Regions from separate parts of the Homo sapiens genome. Here region 2 is linked to region 1. Evidence: chromatin loops called from intact Hi-C (ENCODE). Cell type or tissue: MCF 10A. All regions are shown on one strand. Links, peaks and the distances in the headings refer to the core of each region. The heading gives the core; the rest is flanking DNA. Region 1 holds the start of LOC124905042 (a long non-coding RNA gene). Region 2 holds the start of LINC01694 (long intergenic non-protein coding RNA 1694).

What was found. Peaks named below come from ENCODE experiments on the same cell type or tissue, not always from the same donor. Only the 100,000 strongest peaks of a DNase experiment are listed, where the experiment ranks them.
Region 2: a loop joins it to region 1, with 15 times the contacts of the local background. A loop is called at or near these places in 4 of 110 quality-filtered maps.

The regions. Positions count from the first base shown.
Region 1 is chr21:45,434,875-45,445,635 of GRCh38, reverse strand. All of the region lies in intron 2 of COL18A1 (collagen type XVIII alpha 1 chain), which reads right to left. It overlaps LOC124905042 (a long non-coding RNA gene), which reads right to left and starts at 7,277. Exons shown (of 2, transcript XR_007067909.1): 1 at 4,251-7,277. RefSeq lists enhancers at 2,894-3,403, 4,584-5,313, 5,314-6,043, 6,044-6,773, 10,558-10,761. In MCF 10A, for the core only: a CTCF peak has its summit at 6,079 (motif pointing right); a DNase peak (open chromatin) is centred at 6,075.
Region 2 is chr21:45,592,544-45,603,304 of GRCh38, reverse strand. It overlaps LINC01694 (long intergenic non-protein coding RNA 1694), which reads right to left and starts at 9,651. Exons shown (of 2, transcript NR_146912.1): 1 at 9,597-9,651; 2 at 249-6,914. The region is part of intron 1 of LOC107985485 (a long non-coding RNA gene); the gene reads left to right. RefSeq lists silencers at 2,284-2,484, 6,256-6,550 and an enhancer at 7,095-7,596. In MCF 10A, for the core only: a CTCF peak has its summit at 6,406 (motif pointing right); a DNase peak (open chromatin) is centred at 6,414.

The sequences.
Region 1 (10,761 bases), core at 1,899-9,898:
CAAAAAGTCAGAGAAAAACAAGTGATGGCAAAGATGTGGCGAAATCAGAACTCCCAAGGCTGCAGGAAGGGACGTGAGATGGTGCAGACACTTGGGAAAGCAGGCTGGCGGCTGCTCAAATGAGTAAACACAGTTACCATAGTCCCAGTGATTCCACCTTAGGTATATACCCGAGAGAAACGAAGACACACGTCCACACTGAAACTTGTACACAAGTGTTCACAACAGCACCGTTCATCACAGCTAAAAGGTGGACACCGCTCAGAAGTCCACCAAATGCTGAATCCATAAGCACAGCATGGTGCCTCCACCTGGTGGGACATTATTCAGTGACAGCAAGGAATGAAGCCCTGGGACAGGGTGCAACACGGACGAACCCGGAAACCACAGGCCGAGGGGAAGAAGCCAGACAGAAACGACCACACGTTCCATGGTTTAATTCGTATGGAAGCTCAGAAGACGGAACCCAGGGACAGAAAGGAGATGACCGGTGGCCAGGACTGGAGGGAGGGAGGGCGGCGGAAAGGCTTCTCTCTGGAGTGATGAAATGTTCCACGGTCGATGGGGATGATGGTGGCATAGATTTTTGAATATACTGAAAACCACTGGATTGTACACTTCGAGTGAATTGCACGGAATGTGAATTACATCTCAATAAAGCCATTCAAAACAATCAAGGGAGACCCACATCACATTTTCCAAACCACGCAATCCTTAATGCTGCTTGATTTCTTATTAATTCCATTTTGAGTGAGATTGATTTTTTTCATGTATTTGATGAAAGTTTTTCTCTTATAAATTCCTGTGCTTTCAAACTCATTTTTAGAGGGGCTATATCAACTTTTAAAAACTAGGGTATGGACACGGAGTCATCTTTGCTGCTAATGTTGGTTTTCAAACCTAGTACCAGCATGTTCGAGGAGCACGTGGCTTCCTCCTAACACGTGGAGTAGTGTTTCCTCCCTGGCTCACAGCCTCCACTCCCCGGAGCCTCTCTCGCCCTGCACGACCCAGGCTCTCAGAGCTGCTCTCGTGCTGGCCCCCGGTGCTCGCAGCTGGCATTTATCGAGGGCTCCTCTGTCCACAGCACTGTGGAACCACCCTCCATGCACGAGTGAGCGTGCACCTCACAACTATCCTGGCATGTGCATTTTACAGCCAGAAAACCAAAAGTCCGGACGACCAGCTGACCCCAGCCCTACGCCTCACCACAACCCCGCACATCACCCACACGAGCACAACGTCCTTCATTCACTCTGCACATCCCACACCTCACTACACCCCTGCACGCACCTCACTACACCCCTGCACGCCACCTACTCGGGCACACGGCCCTTCATTCACTCCACACGCACACCCGTGCTCCTGCTGCAAGCCCAGCCTGCTCGCAGCACTGAAGATGCGCTGGAGAACAAAACCTGGCACAAAGTGAACTTAGAGGTGATTTCGGGAGGCAGGAGGTACCATGGAGCGAATGTGTCACATGGGAAAGGGTAGAGGACGCCACGGGACGACCACGCCAGGCCAGGATGTGCAACGGGGAAGGGGCCGAACAGAAGACAAGAGAGAGCGACAGCGTGGCAGCCGGGAAGCACGTTCCCCACAGAGGGACACTGAATTCTTGCGTGGCAACATGGCCCCCCAGTGGTAGGGCCAGACACCTACTCGCCCTGTGACATCCTGGCCACCCAAAAGAGGACAGGCAGTCCTGGCTGCCACTGGGAGGACGGTCCCCTTCCTAGGAGTCTGGAGGGCCACCAGATGTCCAGTGTCCCTCGGACGCATCTAGGGGATCATGCAGCAGGCATCTCTCCTTAGTGCTGCAGCTCAGCTATTCCTCTCCACCAGCAGAGCCGCGTAAAGGGGCACGGGGCCGCATTGCTCTCATAAAGACTCTTCACCAGGAAATTGGCACTTGATTTGTGTTTTCACGGAGGCCTCCCTGGGGACCCGGCTGCAGCCCGGGATGTGACAGACAGGTACAGGACCACCCAGAGGCTTCACTTTTCGCCCACGTGGGAGAAAAAGGGCCGCCTGTCGGAGAACAGTTCAGCACAGTCCACACCCCGGGACCTCCTAGGTCCCGAGAGACCACAGTGCAAGGAGGGAGCCCTTGGCCGAGGCTCCTAGCTCTGGGTGGCCAGTGGCAAAGCATCTCCACCACCGGGACTCTGCTGCGATGCCGAGCTGGGCTGTGAGGGCCAAGGAGGAAAGGCACGGGCGGCCTTTCAAGCTGGTGAAGGCCCACTTGGTTTTCAAGGGTTTACCAGGTTGCTCCTTAACTGGGTTTTCTCATGGAAGGCCCCAGGGCAGGCTCACACAGCCAGGTTCCCATGGGGCTGCCAGACCTACCCAGACCCCAGCTGTGACAGCCACACTTGTGCCGGTTGGGGCCATGGGGTAAGCACCTCCCAGGCACCAGGACCTGTGCTGGATGCAAGACCCAGCTGTCCTCCAGGAATCCACCCACACCAGCACCGCCGCCCACACCAGCACCGCCGCCCACACCAGCACCGCCGCCCACACCAGCACCGCCGCCCACATCAGCACCACCACCACCCACACCAGCACCACCACCGCCCACACCAGCACCGCCGCCCACATCAGCACCACCACCACCCACATCAGCACCGCCGCCCACACCAGCACCGCCACCCACACCAGCACCACCACCCACATCAGCACCGCTGCCCACACCAGCACCACCACCGCCCACACCAGCACCACCACCCACATCAGCACCGCTGCCCACACCAGCACCACCACCGCCCACACCAGGACCTCCGCCCACACCAGGACCGCCGCCCACACCAGGACCTCCGCCCACACCAGCACCACCACCGCCCACACCAGGACCGCCGCCCACACCAGCACCGCTGCCCACACCAGCCCCGCTGCCCACACCAGGACCGCCGCCCACACCAGGACCTCCGCCCACACCAGCACCACCACCGCCCACACCAGGACCGCCGCCCACACCAGCACCGCTGCCCACACCAGCCCCGCTGCCCACACCAGGACCGCCGCCCACACCAGCACCACCGCCCACACCAGGACTGCCACTCTTGGGCCTGGGCGTGCTCATCCGAAGGGGTCCGGCCCTGCTACTACCCGGCGACAGAGACTACGATGTCCAGGAGTGGAGGAAGTGGAGGCAGAGGCTGACAGGGCAGCGCCTGCCCAGCTGACAGAGGTGAGGGTGGGCTCAGGGGCAGGGACACCCATGGTGAGTGAGACACATGGGTGATGTGCAGCCAGAGAGTGAGGGGCCCTCCCCACAGACACGACGTGTGCCTCTGTGGCTTCACGGTTTTCATCATGCTCTGCAGTTACAAAAATAAAACTCACAGGTGGGATTTAAAGGAGAAAAAGCAAGGCACGGGCACAGAACGGGCAGGGTTTCCTCACGTGCACCCTGTGCACCGGTGGTATCCAGTCATGGCCAGTGTCCAGGCTCAAGGCTGTGGCCCCACAGCAGCTACGGTGGGCAACAGGGCAGCGCCACCCACTCAAGGGCACAGCCGAGCTGCAGGACTGTGCAGTCAGGGCAAATGGGCCTCCCCGCAGGACTGCGTGGATGAGGGCGAGGTGACCTCCCCTGGGCTGAACCCCACACAGTGACTGTGAGAAGCACACAAGATGCACAGTCCTCTCCCTGGAGTGAGGGTCCCAGGGGGTCACCAGGCCTGTGCTTTGGCAGGGAGACCCCGAGACCCCATGGACCCTGTGCTGAGGGCGGCCTCCCGTGGCCTTGGGAGTGGCATGGGGAGTCCCTCCTTTATGGAGAGAGCCGTGTTCCCAGCAGCGTGCTCCATCCTTTAAGGACATGGGACATTTTCTGCTGGAAATAGTTGCATATCAGAGGTGGGCGTCTGAGGGGGACAGGTGAGAGCTGACCCGGCGCCATGCCATAAGCTGGCCCTGCTCAGAGGAGACCTGTTGGCGTGAAGAGCCAGCGGCAGAACATGGGAAGCTCACGGCCGTGTTCTGTAGAAGGCGCCGGCTGGTGAAGCAGAGATGGCAGATCACGGAGAGGAGCAGGGGGAACATGAACAGCCCGGGACGGGAACCATGGCCAGAGCCACCGGGCAGCAGGACTGGAGGACCCGGTGGGGGCACCTCCAGGCCAGGAGCTGGCAGCCCTCGAGGTGGGTTCAAGCGTCCCGAGGCCTGGAGGCAGCTGCTGGGGCAGGTGGGGCACCTGGGATGGGCATGTGGGGGTTTTATGATTTAACACAGGAAAACTCTACCTGGGCATCTGTGCTGTCCCTCATCTTCTGGGGACAGTAGGGGCAGCGTCTTGCCCCATTGCTTCCCCCTCTCCCAGTACAGAACCAAAATAAGACCTCGATGAACCCTGAAGGGCAGCAGGTGGAGGAGCGTGTGCCAGAAGTAGAGGTGAGGGACCAGGGCCACGCAGGAGCAGCCTCTGTGTGTAGGGGAGCTGTGGTGTCCAGAACCTGCAAGACCCCAGGTCTGGGCAGCTGCAGCAGATTCCGCCCATAGTGGGGAGATGGGAAAGTCTGTTGTAATTCCCAGGGCCATGTGAGGCGGTGGGCAGAGCTTGGAGCGGAAAGGCGGGTGTCCCCGGGGTTTGCATCCCGGGGGCAAGCAGTGAGGTCTCCATCAGCCTCGGCACAGCGAGAGAACTGCTGAGCCTCCTATGAGTGAGCGTCCCGTGGTTCCCACGCACGATAACGTCCTAGAAGTGCTGATCTTGCCCCCAGGTTCCAGCCCTGCTCCCAAGTTCAGATCACCCAGGGTGCTGGGAAACCTCACCCTGCCTGGGCCCATGGCCAGGGGCCAGTTCCTAGCTCCAGGTCTGGGGCGGAGTCCGGCATCGACATTTCCAAAAAGCTTAGACACGATCCCCACGTGCAGCCAGGGTGTGACATAAACCCCCGCAGGCCCTGACTGCTTCCGGGGAACGTGGTTCAAACCCCAGCAGGCCCCGACTGCTTCCGGGGAACGTGGCTCAAACCCCAGCAGGCCCCAGCTGCTTCCGGGGAACGTGGCTCAAACCCCAGCAGGCCCCGACTGCTTCCGGGGAACGTGGCTCAAACCCCAGCAGGCCCCGACTGCTTCCGGGGAACGTGGCTCAAACCCCAGCAGGCCCCGACTGCTTCCGGGGAACGTGGCTCAAACCCCAGCAGGCCCCGACTGCTTGCGGGGAACATGGCACGGAGGCCCAGGACCTGGAGCCAGGGGTCAGCCCTGGGCAGGGCCTGAGGAGCCCACCCAGCAACTCCCAGTGGACCCCTGGCAGGCCTGAAGCACCCGCTTTCCTCACAGACAGCAAGGGGCAGCTCTGGACCCTCTCCGTGGGTGGGCAAGAAGCTAAGGGGCTGTGAGAGCCCAGGGAGGCCTCTGCTTCTGAATCTTGCAGAGCTTGGAGAACGCAGCAAATTCCAGCGGGAGCCTGTGTGCACAGGTGAGGAAGCTGAGCTGGTGCGGAGCAGTCACACAGCCACAGCCACAGCCGACGTTCCGACCCCGCAGCCCTTGCCCTTACATCCCCGAGCGTCGGGGGCTAGGCCGGAGACGTTTGCCCCATCATCGGAGGACCGGCCCCTCCGCCCATGCGGCCCACGGCCTGCCAGCCTCCGCTGGCGCTTTCTGGGTGCTGGCCCCACAGAAGGGGTGGGAGGTGCGGAGTCGGGGCACCAGCGCGCAGCCCGAGATTTCCCAGTTTGCTTTCGCTCAGGAAGTCATCAGACAAACACTCCCATCTCCCAGGCCTAGTTCCCACTCCTTGCTACATTCACAGCCGGAGACTGTAATGGACTTCACAGGCTCGCACTGAGCACTCAGGGGCGCAGAGAGCGGCATTTCCCGAGCATCTTAGAGGCCAGGCTCTGTGCTTGGCGCCAGGACGAGCTGCACTTCCAAATCCAAACCCTGCTTGCTGCACGCGCCCAAAGCCGCCCAGGCTGGCAGCAGCTCCGGGCAAAACACGCTCTGAACACGGCCGCAGCTCGCAGACCCGGAGGCCCCGCGCACAGGACTTGGCCCAGGACGTCTGGAGCCCGCGCGACGCGCTTCCGTCAAGCCAGGGACCGGCCGCCAGGGGGAGCCAGAGGCCCAGGCATTTCTCAGCAGGCACCGAAGTCCCAATGGCAACTTTCACCAATAAGTTCACTTTGCTCTTGGTTTCGTCGGACGTTTTTATGATGAACGTAACGCACACGTTGCGATACGTAAAGGCCTAGAAAGTAAAAGGTCATGACCTCTCTGCCCACCAGCCCGTGACCGGCGGGCGCCCGGCATCCACACGGCCTCTGCTCACACGCACACGAGGCACGCACCAGAGGAGCCGAAACGGAACGCGCTGCGCCCTCCGCGCCCCTGGACCACGGCCACTCGGGCGGTCCAGGCCTGCCTGGGGTGCTGCGGAAGAGCAGGCCCCTCCCACTGTGTTCTGTTGCGGAAATGACCAAGGAACACGTTTGCTGATTACAGCACTGTACATAACAGCAACAGATAGGTTTTCTCGAATTAAAAAACGTTAAGTGTAGTTTTTAACAGACACATAAGGGTCACATTTGTGGGATGCCTGGTGGGGTCAGATGCGGGTGATGAGCGTGGCCTGCACCTCCGACAGCCTTTCTTTGCGCTGGGAACGGCCCTGCCAAATTGCCATGCAAGTCCCTAAGCACGTCCTGTGGCTTTCGGTATCCATCTCCACACAGACCCACAGCAGCCCCTCGGCCCCCACCGGCCCCCAGACCACACCAGGGAGCCCCGGGTCGCCATCTGGAATGTGCCTCTGGATGCCAAGTCACATGTGGGCATCTAACTTCACTTTCTTCCTTCCGGCTGCACAGACAGACCTGCTAACGTGTCTAATAAGCCACTCTGCCTGCAAGGATTAGATGCGCCTTTGTCCACGTGCTGTGGAGCTTGCGTGGCCCTGGCACCCTGCAGAGGCGTCCTGAGCCTCAGTGGACTCCCGTCAGAGTTGAACAGCCATGGAAGGGCTCAGTGCAAATGGGGTCTTAGCCTCTACAGCACACACTCCCTCTCCACTGCCCCTTTCCCTTTCCTGCCCTGAACACCAGCCCTGCAGAGTAGCCCAAAGCCCTGAGAAGGGCAGGCCGTGCAGCCGGCAGGAAAAGTAAACCCAACATCGAGAAAACAAGGATGGGTGCACAGTGTGACCGGCACTCCGTGCCCAGGCACCCAGGGATGAGCTCCAGAGGCCAGGTCCGGGGTCCCCTGCCCAGCCCTGGAGTGTGAGGGTCTGAGTGTGTGAGTGTGTGTGTGTGCAGGAGAGTGCCTGTGTGTCTGAGTGTGTGAGTGTGTGTGTGTGCAGGAGAGTGCCTGTGTGTCTGAGTGTGTGTGTGTGCAGGAGAGTGCCTGTGTGTCTGAGTGTGAGTGTGTGTGTGTGCAGGAGAGTGCCTGTGTGTCTGAGTGTGTGAGTGTGTGTGTGCAGGAGAGTGCCTGTGTGTCTGAGTGTGAGTGTGTGTATGCAGGAGAGTGCCTGTGTCTGAGTGAGTGTGTGTGTGCAGGAGAGTGCCTGTGTGTCTGAGTGTGAGTGTGAGTGTGTGCAGGAGAGTGCTTGTCTGAGTGTGAGTGTGAGTGTGTGCAGGAGAGTGCCTGTGTGTCTGTGTGTGAGTGAGTGTGTGTGTGCAGGAGAGTGCCTGTGTGTCTGAGTGTGTGAGTGTGTGTGTGCAGGAGAGTGCCTGTGTGTCTGAGTGTGTGTGTGTGTGTGCAGGAGAGTGCCTGTGTCTGAGTGAGTGTGTGTGTGCAGGAGAGTGCCTGTGTGTCTGAGTGTGAGTGTGAGTGTGTGCAGGAGAGTGCTTGTCTGAGTGTGAGTGTGTGCAGGAGAGTGCCTGTGTGTCTGTGTGTGAGTGAGTGTGTGTGTGTGCAGGAGAGTGCCTGTGTCTGAGTGTGTGAGTGTGTGTGTGCAGGAGAGTGCCTGTGTGTCTGAGTGTGTGTGTGTGTGTGCAGGAGAGTGCCTGTGTGTCTGAGTGTGTGTGTGTGCAGGAGAGTGCCTGTGTGAGTGTGTGTGCAGGAGAGTGCCTGTGTGTCTGAGTGTGTGAGTGTGTGTGTGTACAGGAGAGTGCCTGTGTCTGTGTGTGTGTGTGTGCAGGAGAGTGCCTGTGTGTCTGAGTGTGTGTGTGCAGGAGAGTGCCTGTGTGTGAGTGTGAGTGTGTGCAGGAGAGTGCCTGTGTGTCTGTCTGTGAGTGAGTGTGTGTGTGCAGGAGAGTGCCTGTGTGTCTGAGTGTGAGTGTGTGTGTGCAGGAGAGTGCCTGTGTGTCTGAGTGTGTGTGTGTGCGCAGGAGAGTGCCTGTGTGTCTGAGTGTGTGTGTGTGCAGGAGAGTGCCTGTGTGAGTGTGTGTGTGTGCAGGAGAGTGCCTGTGTGTCTGAGTGTGTGAGTGTGTGTGTGTACAGGAGAGTGCCTGTGTGTCTGTGTGTGTGTGTGCAGGAGAGTGCCTGTGTGTCTGTGTGAGTGTGTGTGCAGGAGAGTGCCTGTGTCTGAGTGTGAGTGTGTGTGGAGAGTGCCTGTGTGTCTGTGTGTGAGTGTGTGTGCAGGAGAGTGCCTGTGTGATGCTGTGGTGTGAACAGCACACACCCTCACCTGCAGAACCTTGGCAATAGAACCCACCTTCACTATGTACAGGAACGGATGCAGACAGCAGAAGCCCCAGCCACAGCTCCTGCCACAGCCAGCTGCTCCCCAGCCAGGGCCCCGCGCAGCCCGGCTCGCCCCTAGCCAGCCCCTCCCTAGCCAGGGTTCCCCCAGCCATGGCTGCCCCCCAGCCAGCAACTCCCCAGTCACAGACCCCCAGGCACGGCACTCCCCCAGCCACAGCTCCCCAGTAGCCACAGCTCCCTCCCTCCACAGCTTCCCCGCCAAGCCACATCTCCCTCCCATCAGGGACCCCACAGCCACGGCTCCCTCCTTCTAGGGCCCCCCACCAGCAGTCCCCTGAGCAGCCTCAGCTCCCTCCCCACCAGACCCCCTCCCCCAGCCTCAGCCCCACCCCAGCCACAGTTCCAGGGCTGCAGGGGTGGGGCACTTTCCCGCCATCCAGTCCCATGGTCCCCTCCCCAATGGGAGTTCCATGTGGCCTCCACGTGGCCTGAGGCACAGGCGCCCACAAAGACGACTTTTTTGCCGAACCGAAAGCCCTCTCCTTCCAGATAGAGCAGGAAGTAGAATCTCCACTCCCCAGCTTTAAAATCACAAGAAATGAAGGAAGTCAGGAAAATGAACACAGATTCACAATGGGGCGGCGGCACAGTCCCTCGTCCCTGCCCAGCTCACGCAGGCTTCTGCCCACTGCACACGCTGGATGGGCCCCGGGTGAGGGTGGCTGCTTTGCTGTGACACTGCTGTACAGCTCACTCATCCCTGGGCCTGGGACCTCCTGGCTGAGGGTCTCCTCAGCCCAGGGGCCCACCATCAGCTCAAGGAAATCAAGGGCTAGAATCACTGTCACCCACGTGGGCATTCACCAGAGGGATGGCAGCCCTGTAGGTAGGGTTTCAAATGAGCCCCCTTTAAACATGCTCTTGCTCACAGAGGATACTGTCTGCAAACGCTGCACATTGTGCTGGCTTTATAAACGCACCCAGAAGATGAGCCTGAGGCCCCAGTGTCCCCCTTGCCGACTGCAGTGGGCAGGAATTGGCCACCCTGCCTGGGCCATGGACCCACAGCTCTGCTGTGAAGGATAGTGGGTGAGGCTGGGACCCCAGGGTGCATCTCACAGGGGCTCAAGAGAGGGGCACACGGAGTTACTGATGGGAAGAGCATTTGTTCATAGGTGTCCCAATTGACAGACCCACGATCCTGAATGCAGAGGAGGCCGACACCCTCCGAGCAGACCTGTGCCAGGGAGCGCCGGGGGGACGTCCAAGGGGCCCATAGGTACTCGGGATGCCCCAACATGCCTCAGCCCACGGCAGACCCTTCACCCTATAGGACTCCCAGCTCCCCATCCACCCAGCGTCTACCCCAGTGGGCAAACGCTCACTTCCTGCTCCCTGACCCCACCTCTGCCCCAGCCAACCTCTGACTCCCTCCCGGACTCCCACAGCCTGGCCCTGCCCGTGCCTCCCACCTGACACATGGAGGCCGAGCTGGGGCTCAGAGGGTGGGTGCTCCCCAGCCCCCAGGGTCACTAAGAACGGGCTGCCCATTCCTGGTGGGTCTGTGCTCAGAGGGAAGGCCAGGACTCCATGGCCCAGCTGAGCACCTACACTGAAGGGGCTTCTGAACCCAGACCTAACCAACCCACCCATGGACCAAACAGCTGGAGGTCTGCAGGAGGTCTCTGATGGGGACGCCCCCACTTCCTCCTCCTCCCTCCGCCCACCCCCACCCCACCTTCCTCCTCTTCCTTCCTCCCTCCCCCCACCCCCTTCTTCCTCTTCTCTCCTCCCGCCCCCACCCCACCTTCCTCTCTTCCTCCCATCGACCCCCTACCCACTTCCCAGGACTCACACCTGCAGTGCGGCATCCCGGCATCCCTATATCTGTCCCCAGGAGGGCGGGTTCACCCCACCATCCCCACCTGCACCCACAGAAGAATGGGGACCAGGGCTGCGAGAAAGCAGGACAGTGGCTTTCCTTCAGCCCTTGGTGCTCCAGGGACAAATCCCACTGAGCACGTCCCTCAGGAAACCATGCAGGGTCAGAACCAGCCCCCGGCTTCCCCTCTGACTGGGCTTTCCCGACCCAGGCTCTCAAGCCACAGCCTGTCAGCATCACAGGAACCAGGGCCTGGTCTAGGACCGGCTGTTCAAAGGCCC
Region 2 (10,761 bases), core at 1,719-9,718, 160 kb before region 1:
CAAAGAAACAAAGGATATACAAAACAATCAGAAAACAATTAACAAAATTATAAAATAAACCCTCACCTACCAATAATAATCCTGAAGGTAAATGGATGAAATTCCCCACTTAAAAGATACAGACTCGCTGAATGGATTTTTTTTTAATGACCTAACTATATACTGCCTGTTAGAAACTCACTTCACCTATAAATACACATACAGACTAAAAGGGAAGGGATGTAAAAAGATATTTCATCAACCCAAAGTGAGCGATAGTAGCTATATTTCTATCAGATAAAACAGACTTTAAGTCAAAAACTACAAAGAGATGAAGGTCATTATATAACGATAAAGGGACTGACTCAGCAAGAAGATATAACAATTGTAAATATATATGCACCCAACACCAAATCATCCAGATATATAAAGTGAATATTATTAGATCTAAAGAGAGAGACTCTAATATAGTAACAGTTGGGGTCTTCAACATCACACTGTCAGCCTTCAACATATCATCAGATAGAAAATTAACAAATAAGCATTGGATTTAAACTATGGTTTAGACCAAATGGACCTAACAGACATTTACAGACCATTCCATCCAACAGCTGTACAGAATATACATTCTTTTCCTCAGCACATGGAACATTCTCCAGGATAGACCATATGTTAGGCCACAAAACAAGTCTCAACAAATTTAAAATAATTGAAATATCAAGTTTCTTCCTCTCCTCTCCTTTCCACTCCTTTCCTTTTCTTTATTTTTAAGAGATGAGGTCCCACTCTGTTGCCCAGACTGGAGTGCAGTGGCATGATCACAGTTCACCAAGCCTCGAACTCGTGGACTCAAGTGATCCTCCCTCCTCAGCCTCCCAAGTAGCTGTGACCACAGGCATGTGTACCACATCTAGCCAATTAAAAAAAAAATTCTTGTAGAGGTACAGTTTTGCTTTGGTGCCGGGGCTGGTCTTGAGCTCCTGGGCTTCAAGCAATCCTCCTGCCTTGGCCTCCTAAAGTGCTGGGATCACAGGCATGAGCCACCATGCCCAGCCCCAGCTAGACTTTTAAATTTTAGCCCTGCTAGTGTGAGTGTCATGGCGTCTCATCTCTGGTGTGATTTGCATTTCCCTGATGAATAATAATGTTGAGATCCACGCTGACCTTTGATCTCATTTCCAACCTCTGGTGAGCTACTTTGAGAAAAACAGGTAAAATTTGAGATGAGAACAGCATAGGGAGGAGTGTCCATGAGGGGAAGAGTTGAACCTTGGAGTCGATTTGTCATCCTGTTCTTAGCCACCTCAGAGCCTCTGGAAATCCCAAGCTGGAGTGCCTGCTAGGGTCTCACAGGACATAAGGGTGCCCCCCAACCCCACCTGCCCCCTGCTGACCAACGGCTTCCTGACCAAGCCCAGTGGGTTAAAAGAGGATGGTGGATGAAGGCGACGTTTCTGAGAGGGCACTTTGATAACGTCTCTCTGGTCCAAGTGGCCGGCTGGGGAGGGGGTGTGGGAGGAGGTTCACTGTGTGGGTCCCATCAGTGGGGATGGTGTGGGTCATGTCACCCTTGCTGTGGGCCCTGGGGACCCTCCTCTAGGGCTGCTCAGACCCATCCCCTGCCAGGTCCCAGGTGGGGCTGATGAGGCCGTTCCACTGCCACACAACATCTGCATCAGAGACCAAAGTAACGGGGCTCGAGGCGGGACTGGCTGGCTCTGCCCAGTGCACCATATAACAGCACGGACAAAACTACACAAATCCCAGCTGGGTACAGTGGCTCACGCCTGTTTTCCCAGCATTGTTCGAGGCTGCGGTGGGAGGATCACTTGAGGTCAGGAGTTCGAGACCTGCCTGGCCAACATGGTGAAACCCCATCTCCACTAAAAATACAAAAATTAGCAGGGCATGGTGGCACGTGCCTGTGATCCCAGCTACTCGGGAGGCTGAAGCAAGAGAATCACTTGAACTGGGGAGGCAGAGGTTGCAGGCAGTGAGCAGAGATCACGCTACTGCATTCCAGCCTAGGCAACACAGCAAGACTCCATCTCAAAAAAAAACAAAAAACAAAACAAAACAAAAACAAAACCAAAAACCAACTATGCGAATCCCCATTAAACACAAGCAGCTGAGTCTGCTTTGCACTCCGTGTCAAGGTCAGGCTGCCTTTGGGGGCCCAAAGAGACATGGGCTCCATCCAGGGATTTGCTTCCAAGAGAGGCCAGGTCCATCAAAACGTTGAAGCCTGATCCACCATGGAGGCTTCTTGTCAATAATTTTCTTTCCTTTCTTTTAAATGCTGGTGGAAACATCTGTGTCTCTCCCACCACTTTGCCTGATGTGGACAGTTTCCAGGTACTTGAGGCTGCTGACGCAGTCACTCCCTGCCCTGGAAAGAGATACTGCTGAAGGATGTTAGGTCCTTTCCTTAAGATGTGCACATATTTAATTGTGGAAAAGCATGCAGTGATTGCCTGTTTGTGAGGTCTTTATGGAGGACTCTGGTCTTGGCAATTCTGGGGTCTGAGGAGGGACAAGTTGGGCTCAGCCACTTCCTCTCAGCCAGCATCTGCTGCCCAGCCATGCTTGAGGTATCTGCCGTGTCTGCCACAAGCTCAGAGAGGAGAATCAGAGAGCCATAGTGGAGAATGCAGGGATCTTGAGCAAACCCATGTCCTCTTCAGCTAACAACTCTCCTCTCCTCCCTTCACGGAAACAGCTCTCAGATTGGTCCTGAATCTGAGGTTGACCAAGGAGCTGTTTGGGGGACACCAGGTGTCTTGGACGATTTGTGTTGGGAGGTTGGGTGATTTATAAAGAAAAGAGGTTTATTTGGCACACAGTTCTGCAGGCTGTACAAGAAGCATGGTGCCAGCATCTGCTTCTGGTGAGGCCTCAGGAAGTGTCCACTCATGGCAGAAGGCGATGGGAGCAGGTGCATGCAGACCATATGGTGAGAGAGGGAGCAAGAGAGAGTGGGCAGAGGAGGTGCCAAGCGTTTTTAACAATCAGTTCTTGTGAGAAGGAATAAAGCATGAATGCATTCATGACCGCGAGGACAGCACCAAGCTCTCATGTCCTAGGCACCTTCTGTCAGGTCCCACCTCCAACATTGGGGTTCAAATTTCAACATGAGGTTGGGGAGACAAATGTCTGAATTATAGCACCAGGCAGGTGCCATCACAACGAGGGTTACAGGCTGGTACTCCCAGCAGCCTCCAATGTCAGGAGGAGGCAGTGCCAGGAGACGAGGCTTGAGAGGGTCTCCAGGTGCACGTGCAGGTGCTCTGCCATCTCCATGTGACCTGCAGACGGAGGAAGAGAGGGTCCCGCCTTGGGCAGGTGGCTCAGCTGAACATGCCACTCAGCGTGTGTAATTGGGATTTGCATAGGTTTTTTTTTTTGAAACGAAGTCTCTCTCTATTGCTAAGGCTGGAGTGCTGTGGTCCAATCTTGGCTTATTACTGCAACCTCTGCCTCTCGCCTCCCAGGTTCAAGTGATTCTCCTGCCTCAGCCTCCCAAGTAGCTGGGATTACAGGATGGATCCTGGTGCATCACAGGTGGCCCTGGAGAAAGTGGAGGCAAGGTCCTCCTGGAGGGAGGCGTGTGAGTGTCAGCGTGGTCTCATCCAGGCAGGGGCGGCCTACAGATGGGATGGGGAGCAAAATCATGACTCCAGCCCCACGGGAGTCTGAGGAAGGAACACATAGGTGACTGGGAGGGGCCAAGCTGCATCCACCTTGCATGATTGTCAGCCTCCTCCCCAGGCTGTCCCAGGAATTGTTCCAGGGGCCATGGCAGCCCAGAGGGAACAAGGCATAGCGTGGGCAACATGCCCCTCTGTCCGCCAGGAGCAGCCAGGGCCATGGGGGCCTGGGACAGTGGGTCGCACTGGCTTCTCCGTCCTGGAGGGACTGGAGTCACCCTTGCTCTGGACACGGACTCGCATTCCCTGCCTAACTGCCCTGCTGTGGGCTTCTGGCAGCTTCTTTCATGACAGCGTCACCCAGGCTCGGAGGGAGGATCCAGAATCAGGTGGGCTTGCCGGCTTCCCGGAGGCCCAGCGTGCAGCCAGCTGGGGAAAGCACAGGGTGCTGGGTGGTGAAACTTGACGCAAATGACCTGCTCAGGGCCAGAGCCATCCTAGCCAGGGAGCCCGGCCTCGCTGCTTTCAGAAGTTTTAGCCAAGGGAGTGAGGACTCTACCAGGAGACGCGTTAGGTCCCCACAGTTGAAAGCTGAGGGTGACCGTGAGCATTCTGGGAAGTGCGTGCCACTGGGGGAAGGTCCCTGCAGACGTTACTGTGGTTCCCGGGTGACCAACCCTCACTATCAAGATGCTGCCCTCTTGCCTACATTCTGGGGGGAGCCCCCTAACCAGATCCCTCAGTGGGGATGGTGTGGGTCACCTCCCTCTTCAATAAACCCTTATCTGCAAAGCCTTGAGAGGGTGCAGACGCTGCCCCTTGTGAGGGCCCAGCTGCAGGAGCATAGCCAGAATACTGTTCCCGCCCCAGGACCCATGTGCAGCACGCCGACCTGATCCCGCCCTCCCCCCTCGCCGCAGCCATAGTTAGGGTGCTCTGAGCCAGTGAACTTTAGGGTACATCCCAGGATGCCAGATGCTGAGAAGGGAGATTGCTGGGACTGGCAGAGAAATGGGCATCATCTGGAGTCCTGGACTGGATTGGGGGGACCTTTCTGGCCCCCCAGTAAAAGAAGGGCTGACCTGGTCTGGTAGGAGTATCTGGGAAGAAGTGAACAGTGCTGGGCAGTCAGGGGATGGCTGTTGTCACTTTGGTCAGACTCTCTTCCCATGCTAGAAGAATTCTCATGGTCTGTAGGCGGGAGCCCAGGCAAGCCTAGCAGGAGACAGGCAGGCAGGGCTCCCCTGCACCTTGGGGCCAGTGCAAGCCCCTTCCACGCCGCTGCAGGCTGCTCTGGGTGTGCTCTGGGTGATGCCTGTCGGGATGAAGGGGTTCCCTGAAGCCCTGGTTCCACCCTGAAAGCCCACGCAGCTCCTTGCCATGAGCACAGGGGTATCAAAATACTGCTTCTGATTGCGTGTCCATGAGCAAGACCAGCACTCCAGGCCATGAACCAAGCTTGTCCTGTGGGTCTGTGTGCTTGCTGGCAAACTGCCAGAAACGGCTCCAGAGTAAGAAACAAAATGCCATGGGTTCATTTTCCCCAATTGGGATTTTGTTTTCTTCATATAGAACCACGGATTATAGAAGTGACACTGATAGCAAACCAATCTTTGATGTCTACTTGGAAGATGCAAAAAGACAGCAGGTGGGCAAGGCGCAGTGGCTCACACCTGTAATCCCAGCACTTTGGGAGGCTGAGGCGGGTGGATCACCTAAGGTCGGGAGCTCGAGACCAGCCTGAACAACATGGAGAAACCCTGTCTCTACTAAAAATACAAAATTAGCTGGGCATGGTGGCGCATGCCTGTAATCCCAGCTACTTGGGAGACTGAGACAGGAGAATCACTTGAACTTGGGAGGCGGAGGTTGCAGTGAGCCGAGATCGTGCCATTGCACTCCAGCCTGGGCCACAAGAGCGAAACCCCATCTCAAAAATAAATCAATAGGCCAGGCGCAGTGGCTCATGTCTGTAATCCCAGCACTTTGGAAGGCCGAGGCGGGCGGATCACGAGGTCAGGAGATGGAGACCATCCTGGCTAACATGGTGAAACCCCGTCTCTACTAAAAATACAAAAAATTAGCTGGGTGTGGTGGCAGGCGCCTGTTGTCCCAGCTACTCGGGAGGCTGAGGCAGGAGAATGGTGCGAACCCGGGAGGCGGAGCTTGCAGTGAGCCGAGATCACGCCACTGCACTCCAGCCTGGGTGACGAAGCAACTCTGTCTCAATAAATAAATAAATAAATAAATAAATAAAAAGACAGCAGGTGATATGGTTTGGACCTGTGTCCTCTCTGCACAAATCTCACCGTGAAGTGTAATCCCCAACGTTGGAAGTGGGACCTGGTGGGAAGGGATTGGATCATGGTGGTGGTCCTTCACAAGTGGGTTAGCGCCAGCTTCTTGGTGCTGTTCTCATGATAGTGAGTTATCGTTAGATCTGGTTGTTTCAAAGTGTGCGGCACCCCCTCTTTTTCTCTCTCTACTGCTCCCATGTGAGACGCCTTGTCCCGCCTTCACCTTCCACCATGACTATAAGTTTCCTGAGGCCTCCCTAGAAGTGGAAGCTGCTATGCTTCCTGTAAAGCCTGCAGAACCGTGAGCCAATTAAACCTCTTTTCTTCATGAAGTGCCCAGTCTTAGGTATGTCTTTATAGCAGTGTGAGAATGGATGAATGCACGAGGTCTTCAGGACAAGCCCGATTTCATTGGTTACGAGATGCATGTTTTTCATTCTAGCCCCCAGAGACCTGGATACGTTGCACAGATGCTGACAGCAGGTGGCAGTGTGGAGCAGCGGTGTGACACCTGCAGGGCCCTCCGGGGACACCACATAAGGGCAGCCACAGTGTCCCGGAGCCCATGCAGTGTGACAGCCCCAGGTAACTCTCCAGCCAGCACTCCACCCGTGGAATTACAGCCGACTGAAGCACCTCTGCTACATTCGTCAGCTTGATAAATGTCCAAGGAATGAACCAAGCACAGGGACCATCTCTTCCGGTAGCTTCTCACCATCACACACACTTTGCAGGGCCGAGGGCTCTTCCTGGCCCATATCTAGCACCTAGATATTTTATTCACTTATGTTTTGAATATTTCATGGGTCCTTCTCCCCCAGAGGCCTCAGAGCACTCCCAGAATTGGAATGGAAATACACAGTGTGTCCTTGTCAGCTGTCCGGGCCGCCGCGTTCAAAGGGCAGGACATAGTAGCTTCTGCTCAAATTAGAATGATCTGTCTCGTCAAGCGGAAGATGGTTGTTGAGACTTTGTGTCTTTAAAGTATTGCCTAAAAAAGCAAGATTAAATGAACGCATGAATGCTTGTGCAATACGGCAGGAAAATCCCGGGGGTCTGCCTGGACTGCTCGCCCCAACCCTCTCTACGCGTGGGTTCTGCTGCAACATCGAGGAGAGAGCAGGGGGTGCTCATCTCCAGGCCATCGGCAAAGATGTCAGACTGTACTTGTCCCACAGGCCTGGCCGGCAACAGCAGGGTCTCCCCCAAGTGGGGCTTGCCAGCCGCACTGCTGCATGTGGCTTTGGGAGGGCCTGCGGGAGCCTGCTGGTCCCCATGGGCCTGGCAAGCATCTGCCCTGGTAGACTGAAGTGCCCCCAGGCCCTGTGGTTAGTGGAAGCCTGCTGGCCCCTGGAAGATCTGGGAGAGGAGAGCTGGACAGCTCACCCACCACGGCCAGCATGAAAGGCAGCTAGTAAGCCCCCCTGCGCTGTCAGCCTCTGCTCAGAAGTCTCTGGAGTGGTGTCCAGGTGCTGAGGGGGTGCACTGATGCTGCACTGATGCTCAGCCAGGAGCAACTGGAGCAGAAAGCAGCAGTCATGGGAAGATGCCTCAGATCACACACATGCACATGTGCACACACATGCACAGATACATGCAGACAGACGGACACATGCACAGATGCACATGTGCAGACGCACATGTAGATGTGAGCACACACATGCAAAGACACACACACCAGGCACATGCACACATGCACACAGGAGCGACTGAAACTTACAATAAAGCACGAACAAGTCTACGGTTCCATAGGCGTAGCTCTGTTCCAGCAGACGCTGACCAACTCTCCCATTAAAAACACAACACAAGCTAGAAAAAACTATCTTAAAATGTCTGTTCGAAATCAATGAAGAACTCCTAAAGCAGTGACAATTTTGGGGGCCAAGGTCTGAAAGACGGGGAAAGTAAGGATGATGGGCTGATGCTTGGGGCGGCGTGGATCCGGGCTGACCAATAACTGGGGAAGCAAAAGCTGAGCTGAGCCATGGGAGCCGGACTCAGCTCTCAGCACTCATGGGGCCAAAGGAAACAAAGGGGCCCCGAGAAGCCCCTCAGCTGTTGGTGGGAACCCTGAAGGGGAATCAGCCTGACCCCACCCTCCCAGAGTCTGCAGTTGGGTCACAAGGGCCTCCCTCCCTGGGTGACCACAGGAGCGAGCGCCACTCGGCTCCCTGGAGACGGCACCACTGGTGGCCTGAGACCTGTCCTATGAACATCTGTCACTCAACCAAAAATGCCAAGGGTACAAGATGAAAATCAACCAAAAAAGGTGAAGGAGAAGAAGCAATGCAGAGAAGCTGCAGAGGAGTGGAGGGAGGTGGCCCCAGGCAGGCAGGGGAGTGGGAGGGAGGTGACCCCAGGCAGGCAGGGGAGTGGGAGGGAGGTGACCCCAGGCAGGCAAGGGAGTGGAGGAAGGTGACCCTGGATGAGCAGTGGAGTGGAGGGAGGTGGCCCCAGGCAGGCAGGGGAGTGGGAGGGAGGTGACCCCGGACGGGCCGGGGAGTGACCACCCAGAGACCGGCACCCATGATGAGGGGCTCTTAGGGTGGAAAGGAAATGACCCCCCAGGGTGGGGTGGGAGCTTGGGGATAAAGGAAGGAACGCAGACCCGGGAAAGGGAAGTGAATAAAGAGACGCATACATGGTAGAAAATAATGATAATGTGTCCGGCACGGGGGCTCACACCTGCAATTTCAGCACTTTAGGAGGCAGAGGCAGGAGGATCACTTGAGCCCAGGAGTTTGAGACCAGCCTGGGCAACACAGCAAGACGCTGTCTCTACCAAAAATTTTAAAAAATTAGACTGCATGGTTGTGTATGCCTGTAGTACTGGCTACTGGGGAGGCTGAGGTGGGAGGATTGGTAGAGCCTGGGAGTTGGAGACTGCAGTGACCTGTGACGGTGCCACTGCACTCCAGCCTGGGTGACAGAGCAAGACCCGAAAAAATGAAAAAGAAAATAATAACAATAGTGATTTCCAGAGTTTGACATGCAAGTAGAGTTAAAATACATAAGAACAACAGAACAAAGGGTGGGATGGAATAAAGGGGTGATGTAAATCTTTGGTGGTCTGGTAAGAGATAGCAGGAAGAATTTACACTGGACTTTAACATGGATAACTACTGAATGAACAGTAATTCATAACTGGCAGGCTAAGAGAGGATAAACATGGAATAAAAAATAATCGAAGCCACGAGGAGAAGAAGGAACAGGGAACAAGTAGGAAAAACAGAAAACAATTCATAATGCCAGAATTCAAACGCAGATAATGGAATCAAAACAAAAGAACCAGAAAGTTCAATTCAAAGATAAAGATACACTGGATCCTGCAGGAGACACACCCTCAATGTAAGGCCACAGAAAGATAAATGGAAAGGGAGGTCTGGAAAGCTGGGGTGGCTGCATTAACACCAAGCAGAGGAACCACGGGCAAGGAGCTCAGCAGACCAGGGTCAGCTGGTGGCATGGGGCCCAGCCCACGGGAAGATGCCAGCCTCAAACTACAGAAAACAAAGTTGCAGAGTCCAAGAAAGAAGAAGAGAAATCCACAATCATATAGAAAAATTTAAAACATCTCCTGGTCACCAATAAAGCATGTGTATTAGTCCCTTTTCATGCCGCTGACAAAGACATACCCGAGATTGGGAAGAAAAAAAGGTTTAATTGGACTTACAGTTCCACATGGCTGGGGAGGCCTCAGAATCATGGCGGCAGCAAGAGAAAATGAGGAAGAAGCAAAAGCAGAAACCCCTGATAGGCCCATCAGATCTCGTGAGATTTATTCACTCTGGCGAGAATAGCACAGGAAAGACCGGTCCCCGTGATTCAATTACCTCCCCCTGGGTCCCTCCCACAACACGTGGGAATTCTGGGAGATACAATTCAAGTTGGGATTTAGGTGGGGACACAGCCAAACCATATCAGCATGCAAGGAAAATACTAGCAAGAGTACGCAGTATTTGAATCAATCACCTCACTGATGTTTAAATCACTGCACGTGACAGGCGCATCCCAGGGCAGAGCAGCCGCCAGTGCTGAAATGACGGGGCCATGGGGTGATGGGACCGTGGGGCGACGGGGCTGTGGGGCGACGAGGCCGTGGGGCGACGGGGCCGTGGGGTGATGGGGCCGTGGAGTGATGGCGCCATGGGGCTTCTTGGGGGTACACCCTATGTAACTGGAGAGGATGAAGTGAAGTTACAAAGTCATTTACTTGGCCCATGCCCTATGGAGAGGATATTTCCTGTGGTAGCTGAAGTGTGAACTGCCTTATGCTCCCTGCCTCCAGACCCAATTTTCCTGCCTCAACAGGCGCAGGTTTCCCTGTCAGCCCGCTCTGCACTCCTGCACTCCTATCTGATCACCGGGTGTTATCTTTAAATCACTGTCAGATTTGTGTAGTGATTTCTGTAAGTTTAGATTTTTGCACCCTTGTTCCCAAGCAAAATTGGCTGATGATTTTCTTGTGCTGTTGACGGGGCCCCCGTTTGACCTCATCCAGACCCTATGGACGGGTGGCCATAGGCGGGCCACGGTTGACTGACGGAAATGTGGACGCATTGTTTTCCTCTATTTCAAGCACTGTCATCGTGAACATCCTTGTGCATGTGTGTGTTGTATGTCCACCTGGTGTATTGTGTGTGTGTTACCGAGAATTCTGTGTTCGGATGGATTTTTTAACCGACAAGATCCACAGAGCCAGAGCTCTGAACCAGCAATCTGGGTTCTTGTGACAGTGAGCAAAGAACTGCAAACACCAAAATGTAAGCTTAAAACAAGGTTGATTGAAATTTCCAGTAATACTGTCTCAGAGGGTGTGCAGGCTGATTTCTGAGAAG